3 separate regions of the Homo sapiens genome follow, and all the other regions are linked to region 3. The links are chromatin contacts, found by Hi-C or POLR2A ChIA-PET in ENCODE. All regions are on one chromosome and are shown on one strand. Each heading gives the region's core, a stretch centred on a gene start or an enhancer-like site at or near the end of the contact. The rest is flanking DNA. Distances are from core to core; before and after follow the strand shown. Region 1 holds the start of COX5A (cytochrome c oxidase subunit 5A). Region 2 holds the start of RPP25 (ribonuclease P/MRP subunit p25). Region 3 holds the start of SNUPN (snurportin 1).

Region 1 (3,663 bases), core at 407-2,906, 690 kb after region 3:
GGTCAGAGAGAAACTGCTTCATAGGCCTTCACTTTGTGGTATTGTTTTCTAAGCCCCAGCACTAGGTTGGTGGGAAACGGTGAGGGCAGGTGCTTTGAAAACATTTTAAAAATCCTTTTCCCCGCCAGGTTCCTACCCACTGAAGCCACACTGCTAGGGAGGAAAAAGAGAAGGGCAGATGCTGAGGCCCTGGAGAGTCGGCCTGAAGTGAGGAAGTGGCACATGAATGGCCACCTTTTCTTTCCTCAGTGTGCCCAGGGATAGAGAATGGGAGACAGCAAGACAGAATACAATGTCTCATTAACTCTGGGCAGCATCCAGATACTTCAGGCCTGGGAGAGGTGTCCTTGACTGCCCAGGGGCTCAAAGTTAGGATGTAGCTAGTGAGATAAGATGCAACAACTGTGGAACTTGATCAACCCTATTTCAGAGCCATCGTGGATTCAGGAGCCCTCCTGTAGGAGATGGGAAACATTCAGGTGAGAGTCCTCAGAACTGGGGATGTGGCGAAAAGATCCTTGACTGCCAGCAGCAACCTAATTTCTGAGCCTCTTTCCTAATCTGTGAAATGAAGTAGTTTAACTCATTTTTTATGCAAGCTGGTTTGTGATATAAGAATATGTACTAATAAAATCCCTTACGCATAGGCCTTTTTTTTTTTTGAGATGGAGTTTTGATCTTGTTGCCCAGGCTGGAGTGCAATGGTGCGATCTCAACTCACTGCAACCTCTGCCTCCTGGGTTCCAGCAATTCTCCTGCCTCAGCCTCCCAAATAGCTGGGATTACAGGCATGCGCCACCACACCTGGCTAATTTTGCATTTTTAGTAGAGACAGGGGTTTCTCCATGTTGGTCAGGCTGGTCTCGAACTCCCGACCTCAGGTGATCCGCCCGCCTTGGGCTCCCAAAGTGCTAGGATTACAGGCGTGAGCAACCGCGTCCAGCGGCATTCTTTCCCCCATTCGCTGTTTTATTTTATGCCACAATGAGAAGGCGGGGCTAAGCAAAGTAGGTTTTTGTTTTGTTTGGTTTTTTTGAGACGGAGTTTCGCTCTTGTTGCCCAGGCTGGAGTGCAATGGCACCATCTCGGCTCACCGCAACCTCCTCCTCCTGGGTTCAAGCGATTCTCCTGCCTCAGCCTCCCGAGTAGCTGGGATTGCGGGCATGCGTTGCGCCACCACGCCTGGCTAATTTTGTATTTTTAGTAGAGACGGGGGTTCCTCCATGTTGCCCAGGCTGGTCTTGAACTCCCGACCGCAGGTGATCCGCCCGCCTCGGCCTCCCAAAAGTGCTGGGATTACAGGCATGAGCCACAGCGCCCGGGCGCAAAGTACGTATTTTTTATTATAGTTTGTTGTTATTGCTGTCATTCCTATTTTGAGGTGATTAAGTGCCCTCCTGGGCCTGACTCGAACAAGATCACGGTCGGTTGCTCCTCCCTCGCCTCCATTCCTACTTACAGGATGGCAGCTGCACGTCACCTGACCAGAGACAAGGCGGGACGCGAGGCTAACAGTTTGTCCTCAGCGCGCCGCCGTAGCCCCCGCCGCCGCCGGCCGCGCGGTGGCTCCTCCCGCCCACGCGCCAGAGTCGCAGTGGGCGGGCCTACGTGCTCCGCCCGCTGTGAGCCTGTCCGGCCCCCGCCCGCTCCGGAGCAACCCGCGAGCTTACACCGGCTTCTCTCTGTCCTCAGCCCGCGCGCCGCCATCGCCGTCATGCTGGGCGCCGCTCTCCGCCGCTGCGCTGTGGCCGCAACCACCCGGGCCGACCCTCGAGGCCTCCTGCACTCCGCCCGGACCCCCGGCCCCGCCGTGGGTAAGGCCCCTGCTTGCCACTGCCCGCGCCCTCGTGTCCTTGCGGTGACCTGGGTCCCCGCTGCCACTCCGGGGCGGGCTCTCCCCGGCCTAGCCCTTGCCCTACCCTGGTTACTGAACCCGGTGACCGCGGGCCGCCCTGCCCGCCGCCTCGAGTAGTGGAGGACCTGAAAGCGCGCCCCCGGGGCCTCCCCCCGCGCAACTTCCTGGCTGTGCCACCGCGGACAGGTCAGATGTGGACCTGCTGTGGGCGCCGAGGAGGGGACGCAGCGCTCCCCTTCGGTTCCCGGGCCATGACCCTGCCCCAGCGCCGACCCTGCGGCCACCTGACCGAGAGTGGCCGCCGCCGGCCTGCAGCGCCTCGGCGAAGGTGACATTGAGCCTCCGGGCACGCCGCTTGGGGTCCGAGGACACAATATACTTCCGTATGGGACACACGATTATACTTTTCAATCAGGCATTTCTCGGTTAGCGATTAGTGTGTCACCTTCACAGCCTTTTCCATCATTTTTAGGGTCTGCTGTGCCACGTTCTAATTCTTCCACGTTTAAAATAGATGGAAGTGTGTGGTTGTTTCCTGATCTCCGGAAGATAGCCAGAGTTTTGATAGGGCTTATGATAAAAATATCACTCTTTTGAAAACTGAATGTCACAGACACAGGAATACTGGGTTTTACAAGCATAGGAACGCTTCGTGTTTTTTCCCCTTTGTAATAGAAGCCTGATTGCTGGAGTATGAGACGTGCTTCTGATTTTTGTCTATTTTCCTTCCCTTTATATGTGTGCTGGGAGGTTTTGAGTCCACCACCATAGAATAATTACAGTAATTGCACTTCGATCTTGGTCCGTGAAATTTAGCTTCTATGCATGCATATTATATTTTATTTTTGAACCTGCATCACTGGCAACTATGCATGCGTATTTAAACATAAGAACTCAGAAACTCGTTTCAGGGTATGCTGAAGTTAAAAATTAAAAAAAGAACTCAGCCGGGCGCGGTGGCTCATGCCTGTAATCCCAGCACTTTGGTAGGCCGAGGCGGGCGGATCACCTGAGGTCAGGAGTTCAAGACCAGCCTGGCCAACATGGTGAAACCCTGTCTGTACTAAAAATACAAAAAATTTAGCTGGGTGTGGTGGTGGGCGCCTGTAATCCCAGCTACTCGGGAGGCTGAAGCACAAGAATCGCTTGAACCTGAGAGGCGGAGGTTGCAGTGAGCCGAAATCGCGCCATTGCACTCCAGCCTGGCCGACAGAGCGAGACTCCGTCTCAAAAAAAAAAAAAAAAAAAAAAGAATATGTTTTGCTTCATTCATTTTAGACTTTTATCATTTGTCGTAGAACCATAAGGCTGGAGGGTACTTTATTTTTGTTTATTTATTTATTTTTAAATTAGAGACGGAGTGTCCCTATGTTGCCCAGGCTGGGCTTGAACTCCTGGGCTCAGGTGATCCTCCCACCTCAGCCTCCCAAAGTTTGGGATTATAGGCATGAGCCACTGCAGCCAACCTAGAGTGTACTTTAGAGATCGTGGAAGCCATTTTATTTTATAGAAAAGGAAACCAAAGTCCATCTTGGGAAACTGACTCCTTGTTTTTTTTTGTTTGTTTGTTTGTTTTTGTTTTGTTTTGTTTTGTTTTGTTTTTTCTTGAGACAGAGTTTCGTTCTTGTTGCCCAGGCTGGAGTGCAATAGCACGGTCTTGGCTCAAGCGATTCTCCTGCCTCAGCCTCCGGAGTAGCTGGGGTTACAGGCACCTGCCACCATGCCCGGCTACTTTTTGTGTTTTTAGTAGAGATGGGGTTTCACCATGTTGGCCATGCTGGTTTCGAGCTCGTGAGGTCAGGTGATCC
Region 2 (4,054 bases), core at 1,253-3,752, 670 kb after region 3:
GAATGCGGCCCTTTTCGGCGTTCTCCCTTCACCGACTGTGGAGAGCAGTGAATGCGAGTCTTCTACATCCGACAGCAGTTTAGGAGGTTGGGGACGGCTGGGTCCTCGAGGGCCAACCTGGCCGGACGCAGAACCGCCCCGTCCTCGCCCTACACAAACCTGAAGCTCCCAGGACCCTTTCTCCAAATGACAGAACTCCGCCCAATCCCTTCCAAGTGATCGTGCAGCCCAAACTTGCATACTCCCGGGGACGGAGAGCTCGCTCCTTCCACAACCAGCCCGTTCCAACGTAACTTCCAGCCTTTCGGGGGCTTTTTCTCAGGGCCTGACCTTACACAGCCCTCGGTTCTCCACGCCCCGCTACGCGCTGCGGACAGTCTTTGTTTCTTCCCAAGGCTGCTGTGCCTCCAGCCCCCACCGCTGTGTGGGGCCCATGGAGACTGGACCGAGACCGAAGTCCCGGTTCGGAGCATACCCCGAGGGTTCCTGATCCCACCAGGAGACGGGGAGGGGGTCAGCCATTCACACATTGCGGTGCCAAGGTCCAGTCGCCGCAGCCACTCCCAGGAAGTGGTAAGAGGGTAAATCCCGGTTCTGAACAGCAGGGACCGAGGGCCGCTCCCAAGAAGTGACAAGGAAGTAAACCCTGGTTTTGAACAGCAGGGACTGAGAGCTGCTGCAGATGCCCAGAGGGCGAGAACAGCGGGAGGAGGGAGAACAGCATCTGGCAGCCCCATCTCCAACTGAGGCCCAGCAATCCAAGGCACTGTCATGCCCCCAGCACTTTCCCGGTGGCCCGCCCGCCCCAGCTCTCTGTGTCCCTCCCCGCCACGCCCCGTCACAGTCCCCTGGCTAGGACCAGATCTGCCGCCCTCTCTCAGTCCTGACTGCGTAGGGCGGGTGGAAGGAGGACGGGGGAATCCCGAGAGCAGTTTTAGGGAGGGTCGGGCCCCTTCTCAGACCCCCTCCCTTCCATCAGTAGTCCTGACAGCCCCCAATCTCATCTTTCTCTAATGCTTCTCTCACCCGGCAGGAGACCCCGGGCCTCTCTTTCGGTCCCGTGGAGTTTCCGCCGGAGAGGCATCCAGTAGTTCCATAATGCCCCCAGGGCTTCAACTCCCCATCTTCCTCCCTTCTTTCTCTCTTTTATTTTTTTTTAAGTCTTTTTAATTTTTGTGGGTATACAATAGGTGTCTATATTTAGAGGGTACATGAGACGTTTTGATACAGGCATGCAATGCATAATAATCACATCCTGGAGAATGGGGTATCCCTCCCTTCTCTTTTGTATTTTATTTAATTAATTAATTTATTCATTTTTCGAGACAGAGCTTTGCTCTGTCGCCCCGGCTGGAGTGCAGTGGCATGATCTCGGCTCACTGCAGCCTTCAGCTCCCGGGTTCAAGCGCTTGTCCTGCCTCAGCCTCCCGAGCAGCTAGGATTACAGGAGCGTGCCACAACGCCGAGCTGATTTTTGTACGTTTAATGGAGACGGGGTTTCACCATGTTGACCAGGCTGGTCTCGAACTCCTGACGTCAAGTAATCCGCCCACCTCTGCCTCCCAAAGTGCTGGGATTAAAAGCGTGAGACACCGCGCCCGGCCCCTCCCTTCTCTTTTTTAAAACCTGCGTTCACCTAGCCTCCTTTCGAAAAGGACCCCACTGGATCTCAAGGGGCCAATGTTGCCTGAGCGAATTCCGCCTGGGAGGAAGGGGGCGGCCACGTTGGCAAGGCATCGTGCCTGGCTCACCCTAAAGCGCGCAGCTCTAAGGGTGGGCTCTAGGGCCTGGGTGGAGCGAGCCTACCGCCTTTTCAGAAGAGGTCACGCCCGCTTCCCCACGCGCCTCGGGGAACAGCCTGGCCCAAAGCCTCACTCCTCACGTCCCAGGGGTGGACGGGGGTCCGGGAGCCTCGAGCTCCGGGCAGGCGTGGCGAGGCTGAAGTCTGGGTCTTCCGCGCCCCGCGAGGACCACGCCGCGACGTAATCGCCCGCGGGGAGGCGCGGAGTGGAGCCGCAGCCAGCTCCTCCCGCACTCTGCTGACCGCGCACTAGCTGTCCTTGAGGCAAGAATACTTGGGAGCGGAAAAAAGGTGGGGGTGTTCCCCGGGGCGGGGGAGGAGGGGCAAGGCCCCAGCAAGCCTCTTGGAAATCTCTCCCTGGGAGGGGACGAGGGGCGGCCTTCAGTTGCAAATGGGAAGGGCTCGGATACCGGATTTGAAGCAGTGTTTGCACGGCAAGCGCAGCTTTTATTTAGACTGCCGGTTTGTGAGGGTTGGCTCTCAGAGCGCTGATGGCGATTATAGTGGAACTTCACCTTCACCTGCTCATGCGCCCCGCAGCGCGCCCGCTCCCACGCCCGCGTAGCTGAGGACCCAGACTCGCCAGGAAAGGCTAGTGAGGCTGGGGCCCGGGCGGGCCCGGCCGGGCCGGGTCAGGGGAGGGGCCTGGCGGCAGGGGCGGGGCCTCAGCTAAAGGCGCGGAGCACCCGGCGCCGAGAGCGCTGAGTAGAGCGGCGCCCGCTCGAGAGAAGTGGGGCCGAGATCGCGCCGTCCCAGCCCGCCCGCCGGCGTCTGCGCTGCTCCGGCGCCCTTACCCCTGCTGGCCCTTGCAAGGCGCGACCGGCGGCCATGCAGCCCCGGGGCTGAGGCCGCCCCATGGCAAAGCCGGCGGTCCCGGCGACGACGGCGCATGGAGAACTTCCGTAAGGTGCGCTCCGAAGAGGCGCCAGCGGGGTGCGGGGCCGAGGGAGGCGGCCCGGGCTCCGGCCCCTTCGCAGACCTGGCGCCGGGCGCGGTGCACATGCGGGTCAAGGAAGGCAGCAAGATCCGGAACCTGATGGCCTTCGCCACCGCCAGCATGGCGCAGCCAGCCACGCGCGCCATCGTCTTCAGCGGCTGCGGCCGGGCCACCACCAAAACCGTCACGTGCGCCGAGATCCTCAAGCGCCGCCTGGCGGGCCTGCACCAGGTCACGCGGCTGCGCTACCGGAGCGTACGCGAGGTGTGGCAGAGCCTCCCGCCTGGGCCCACGCAGGGTCAGACGCCTGGCGAGCCGGCCGCTAGTCTCAGCGTACTTAAGAACGTGCCCGGCCTCGCCATCCTACTTTCCAAGGACGCGCTGGATCCGCGACAGCCCGGCTACCAGCCCCCGAATCCCCATCCTGGTCCCTCGTCCCCGCCAGCCGCGCCAGCGTCCAAGAGGAGCCTAGGGGAACCCGCAGCTGGAGAAGGCTCCGCGAAGCGATCGCAACCCGAGCCAGGGGTTGCGGACGAGGATCAGACGGCCTGAAACTCCGGACTGTGGGCCACCTAGTCCGGCAGGATCTTCCGCCAGCGCCTCCACCTTCAGATGTACCTCCAGCCTTTCACTCCTCGGTCCTCCGGAGCCCACAACCTGGACACAGCTCCTCAAGACAGGTAGCATGGACCTTAAGGCGACAAGAGAGGGGCCCCAGGAGTGGCAGGAGAGGATCCCCGACCACCCTAGGGAAACTTCGTGCGATAATTGCTGCTTATGCCCGTGTTGCGTGAAGACACGGAACTTCACCTTTTCTGGGACCTTCTTTGGGGGAGAATGGTGGACAGTGGGATTCTGGAAACTTGTTTGGGACCCCCAAGGGTTAAAGCCACCCAGCATTCACGAAGAGCACCTGAAGTATGGAAGCTGAGAAGAGTTATTGGAATCACCCCCACCGTTGACAGAGGAAGGCAGGGGGTGAGAATTAACTGCTTGAGGGTAGGAGAGTCTGAGATGTGGGGGCCCTATTCCGCTCCCCGCCCTGGGACAGTTTTCCTTTCTAGTTTTCTTTCCCCTGCTTCAGAGGAGCATCTCTGAGGGTTCTAGCTCTTTTAACACCCCTTTTCCCCCTGCTGGCCCAGAGGGAGACCCAGGACTGAACTCTCCAGGCCTCCTCCCCTGAGCCCTGCAGCTGGCTGGAGTCTTGCTTCCAATAAAACAAGCACAAAAATGGCTGTGTCCCCCATTTTTTTTCTAACCACCCGCCTGTGCAGAGACAGCTCTCGCCTGGCCCCTTGTGTCTCCCCTCCCCTCCA
Region 3 (3,743 bases), core at 341-2,840:
TGGATGCACCAAATAAATACCCTAGTGGACAGCTTTGCTCAGCCTGGCCACTGAAAGAGCCACCTAAATAAAATCTCAGGTCCAGGCCGGGTGCGGTGGCTCACGCCTTTAATCCCAGCACTTTGGGAGGCCGAGGCGGGCAGATCATGAGGTCAGGAGATCGAGACCATCCTGGCTAACACAGTGAAACCCCGTCTCTACTAAAAATACAAAAAAATTAGCCGGGCATGGTGGCAGGCGCCTGTAGTCCCAGCTACTCAGTAGGCTGAGGCAGGAGAATGGCGTGAACCCGGGAGGCGGAGCTTGCAGTGAGCGGAGATTGCGCCACTGCACTCCAGAGCCTGGGCGACAGAGCGAGACTCCATCTCAAAAAAATAAAAAAAAATCTCACGTCCAGAAAAATTGGCCTTCCAGGGCCCCAGAACCCTTTTTACCAGTCTAGTAATAGCCTTTCATCAGCCTAATTTCCTATTCTTTTTAGTCTGAATGTATGGTGTAATGTGCATAAAATACACAAGTCCAAATTTTAGCATTCCGTGGACGCAAAATGTGCCAAAGGTGGATACTTTGCTTCTGTCATACATCGGTAGTCAACTTCCCTATACATCAAACTTTCAGCAAATTCAAACATTTTCCTTGAAAGCTGTGTTACTTTGGCCAAATTACTTAACCTCTCTGAGCTTCAGTGTGTCTACTTCCTCATGTCATGATTAAGAGTTAATATCTACTGGCTTAAAAAAGAAAAAAAAGGAAAAAAATTAAATGAGATGATGGGTGTGAAGCAGGGATTGGCTGAATGTAAGCATTCAATAAATATTCAGTTTTAAAATTGTAATCTCAGCCTTCCCGCCCTGCAGAGGCTACACCCTGGCAGGACTTAATCTCCTAAATCTCTGCCGCTTACCCTAGTCTTTTGCACCAATTTAATCATTCCTTCACGCAGGGTCTACTGAGCGCCATCCCTTGTGCTGGACTCTGGCTACTTAAATAGGAATCAAGCCAGGTCCCTACCATTGCTCAGCCCGCAGCCGAGTGGGAAAGAAGCTCGCAAAAGCAGCAAACAGGCAGTAATCGAGGTATGTATCTGCTTTTGTTAAGGGCAAGTGGGGGAGCGAAGGTCTGTGTCTGAAACTTGGGTGTGAGGGGTTAGTTGGAGTAATCCAGGCAATTGGCACTGCCCGTTTAAGAGCACGGGCCCAAGAGGGGAAGGGGACTCCAGGTGAAGCCCTAAGGCCCGGGAAGATCTGCGGGAGGCGGCAGGGCCCAGGGCGTTGAATGCCCGGCCACAAGATCAGCCTCCTCCCATTGGCGAAAGGAGCCCCGAAGAGCTTGTGTTCAGGAGGGAGGCCTCGGCCTGGTCAAGTCATCTAGCAGGAAGAGTCCCGGACAGTGCAAAGCAAATGCAAGAAGACCCCCTCCCTAGCCGATGGGAAATGCCCCAGCCGTTGAAGGCGGAAATAACGGCCTGTAGGCAACGGAACTCCCAGCGTTCGCAAAGGAGGGAGGAGCCGGAAACTCAGGGCGCGAGGCCTGTGGGCCCAGCGGTGAGGCAGCAGCTGGGGGCGGGGGGAGGGCGGACCTAGCTTCCCAGGGCAGGTGATTCGTCGGCCCCGGTGGCGGCGGCGCGTGCGACGGTCACCTCGGTTTGGGTGAGTCCCTGGGTTCGAGCCCGGGCCCCGCCAGCTGCCGAGTTGCCTCTCGGTGCCGGACTGTGACTCCCTCTGGCCGGCCCTGCACTCTGGCCTCCTGGGACGTCATCTGGAGGGATAGAGCCAGGCCTGGGACTCCTTTTGGGAGAGTTTCCGTTCTTCTATTCCGTGCTGTCCGGCCAGGACCCCTCAGGGACTTCTGTGGGGCAGGGGCGAATCATGCATGGCCTAGATGACCCCATGCCTAGAAAAAGGCAGTGCGGGGCGGTGGCGGCGCGCACGGCCGAGTGAAGCAGATAGCGTCCCCGGGGCTGGAGCCCGGTAGCAGGGGTAGGGAAACGCGGAGGCTGCCAGGATGCGGACCCAGGGGACGCGAGGCGGGGGCGCCGGATGGGGAGACGCGAAGGAGGGGGAAGGGGATGGGGGAGGGGGCTAGACAGGGAGGGAGGGTGGAGCGTGGGCGGGGCCTGGGGCGGGTCGGACTTTAGGGAGTTGGAGCGGGGGTTACTGGTGCTAAGACCACCTGGGGCTAAGGTCCGAACACTTGGAGGCAGCACCATCCAAGGAATGGGTTGAAACAGCAGGAGCCCGGCGGGGCGCAGTGGCTCACGCCTGTAATCCCAGCACTTTGGGAGGCCGAGGTGGGCGGATCACCTGAGGTCAGGAGTTTGAGACCAGCCTGACCAACATGGTGAAACCCCATCTGTACTAAAAATACAAAAAAAATTAGCCGGGCGTTGTGGCGCGTGCCTGTAATCCCAGCTACTCGGGAGGCTGAGGCAGGAGAATCGCTTGAATCCGGGAGATGGAGGTTGCAGTGAGCCGAGATCATGCCACTGCACTCCAGCCTGGGCAACAAGAGCGAAACTCTGTCTCAAAAAAAAAACAACAACAACAAAGAAAAAACAAAACGAAACAGCAGGAACCCGCCAAGAACAGCCTTGAAGGAAGGTAAAGGAACCGCCCCAGTATCCAGGACATCAGTTTTTCTTTTTTTTTTCTTTTTGAGACGAAGTCCAGGCTGGAGTGCAGTGGCACGATCTCGACTCACTGCAAGCTCCGCCTTACGGGTTCAAGCCATTCTCCTGCCTCAGCCTCCCGAGCATCTGGGACTACAGGCGCCCGTCACCATGCCTGGCTAATTTTTTTGTATTTTTTTTTTTTTTTTTAGTAGAGACGGGGTTTCACTGTGTTAGCCAGGATGGTCTCGATCTCCTAACCTCAGGTGATCTGCCCGCTTCAACCTCCCAAAGTGCTGGGATTACAGGCGTGAGCCACCGCGCCAGGCCCAGGACATCAGTTTCAAAGGTTGTGTGGTTCTTGGCAGAGCGGGAGCCCACACCAAGATAGTGCATGATAGGCCTAATAAAGGTGCTTTGGATTTGGTCATTACTTTGGTGATGAACTGAAAACATAATGACTTTTTAAAAATTTTTATCGGCCGGGCGCGGTGGCTCACGCCTGTAATCCCAGCACTTTGGGAGGCCGAGGCGGGCGGATCACGAGGTCAGGAGATCGAGACCATCCCGGCTAAAACGGTGAAACCCCGTCTCTACTGAAAATACAAAAAATTAGCCGGGCGTAGTGGCGGGCGCCTGTAGTCCCAGCTACTTGGGAGGCTGAGGCAGGAGAATGGCGTGAACCCGGGAGGCGGAGCTTGCAGTGAGCCGAGATCCCGCCACTGCACTCCAGCCTGGGCGACAGAGCGAGACTCCGTCTCAAAAAAAAAAAAAAAAAAAATTTTATCATGAAAGCTTTCAAACTTACACAAAAGTACAGAAAAGTAGAGACAATAGCATACATACCATTATGGATGATTTGAATAACATACCATATGGATCCCAAGCACTCATCATGAGGCCTCAGTCACTCAGGAATGGCAACCCTTGGTTGCATTGCAAAGATATTAAGGCACACCTCAAGCCGGGTGCAGTGGCTCATGCTTGTAATTCCAGCACTTTGGGAGGCTGAGGCAGGCAGATCACTTCAGGTCAGGAGTTTCAGACCAGCCACGCCAACATAATGAAACCTCTTCTCTACTAAAAATACAAAAATTAGCCGAGCATGGTGGTGCATGTCTATAATCCCAGCTAC

The links. Hi-C counts contacts between places; a loop is a spot of excess contacts on that map. ChIA-PET counts read pairs that join two places held with the same protein, here RNA polymerase II (POLR2A). Pooled maps may share reads with other maps.
Region 1: a loop to region 3 is called in a map of B cell, with 9 times the contacts of the local background. The contact joins the promoter of COX5A here to the promoter of SNUPN in region 3. A Hi-C loop is called at or near these places in 3 of 168 maps with a recorded cell type or tissue (B cell, CD4-positive, alpha-beta T cell and naive thymus-derived CD4-positive, alpha-beta T cell), 3 of 37 single-sample maps with no recorded cell type and 10 of 50 pooled maps. POLR2A ChIA-PET finds 5 or more read pairs at or near these places in 1 of 52 experiments (GM12878).
Region 2: a loop to region 3 is called in a pooled map, with 8 times the contacts of the local background. The contact joins the promoter of RPP25 here to the promoter of SNUPN in region 3. A Hi-C loop is called at or near these places in 4 of 50 pooled maps. POLR2A ChIA-PET finds 5 or more read pairs at or near these places in 3 of 52 experiments (IMR-90, activated T-cell and naive thymus-derived CD4-positive, alpha-beta T cell).

Annotation. Positions count from the first base shown.
Region 1 is chr15:74,936,066-74,939,728 of GRCh38, reverse strand. It overlaps COX5A (cytochrome c oxidase subunit 5A), which reads left to right and starts at 1,656. Exons shown (of 5, transcript NM_004255.4): 1 at 1,656-1,814. The coding sequence starts at 1,715. RefSeq lists a silencer at 1,403-1,962.
Region 2 is chr15:74,955,220-74,959,273 of GRCh38, reverse strand. RPP25 (ribonuclease P/MRP subunit p25) reads left to right here and starts at 2,502. Exons shown (of 1, transcript NM_017793.3): 1 at 2,502-4,054. The coding sequence starts at 2,691. The coding sequence ends at 3,290. RefSeq lists enhancers at 334-890, 1,885-2,818, 2,819-3,752, 3,753-4,054 and a silencer at 2,210-2,859.
Region 3 is chr15:75,623,572-75,627,314 of GRCh38, reverse strand. SNUPN (snurportin 1) reads left to right here and starts at 1,590. Exons shown (of 9, transcript NM_005701.4): 1 at 1,590-1,649. RefSeq lists an enhancer at 1,222-1,411 and a silencer at 2,062-2,111.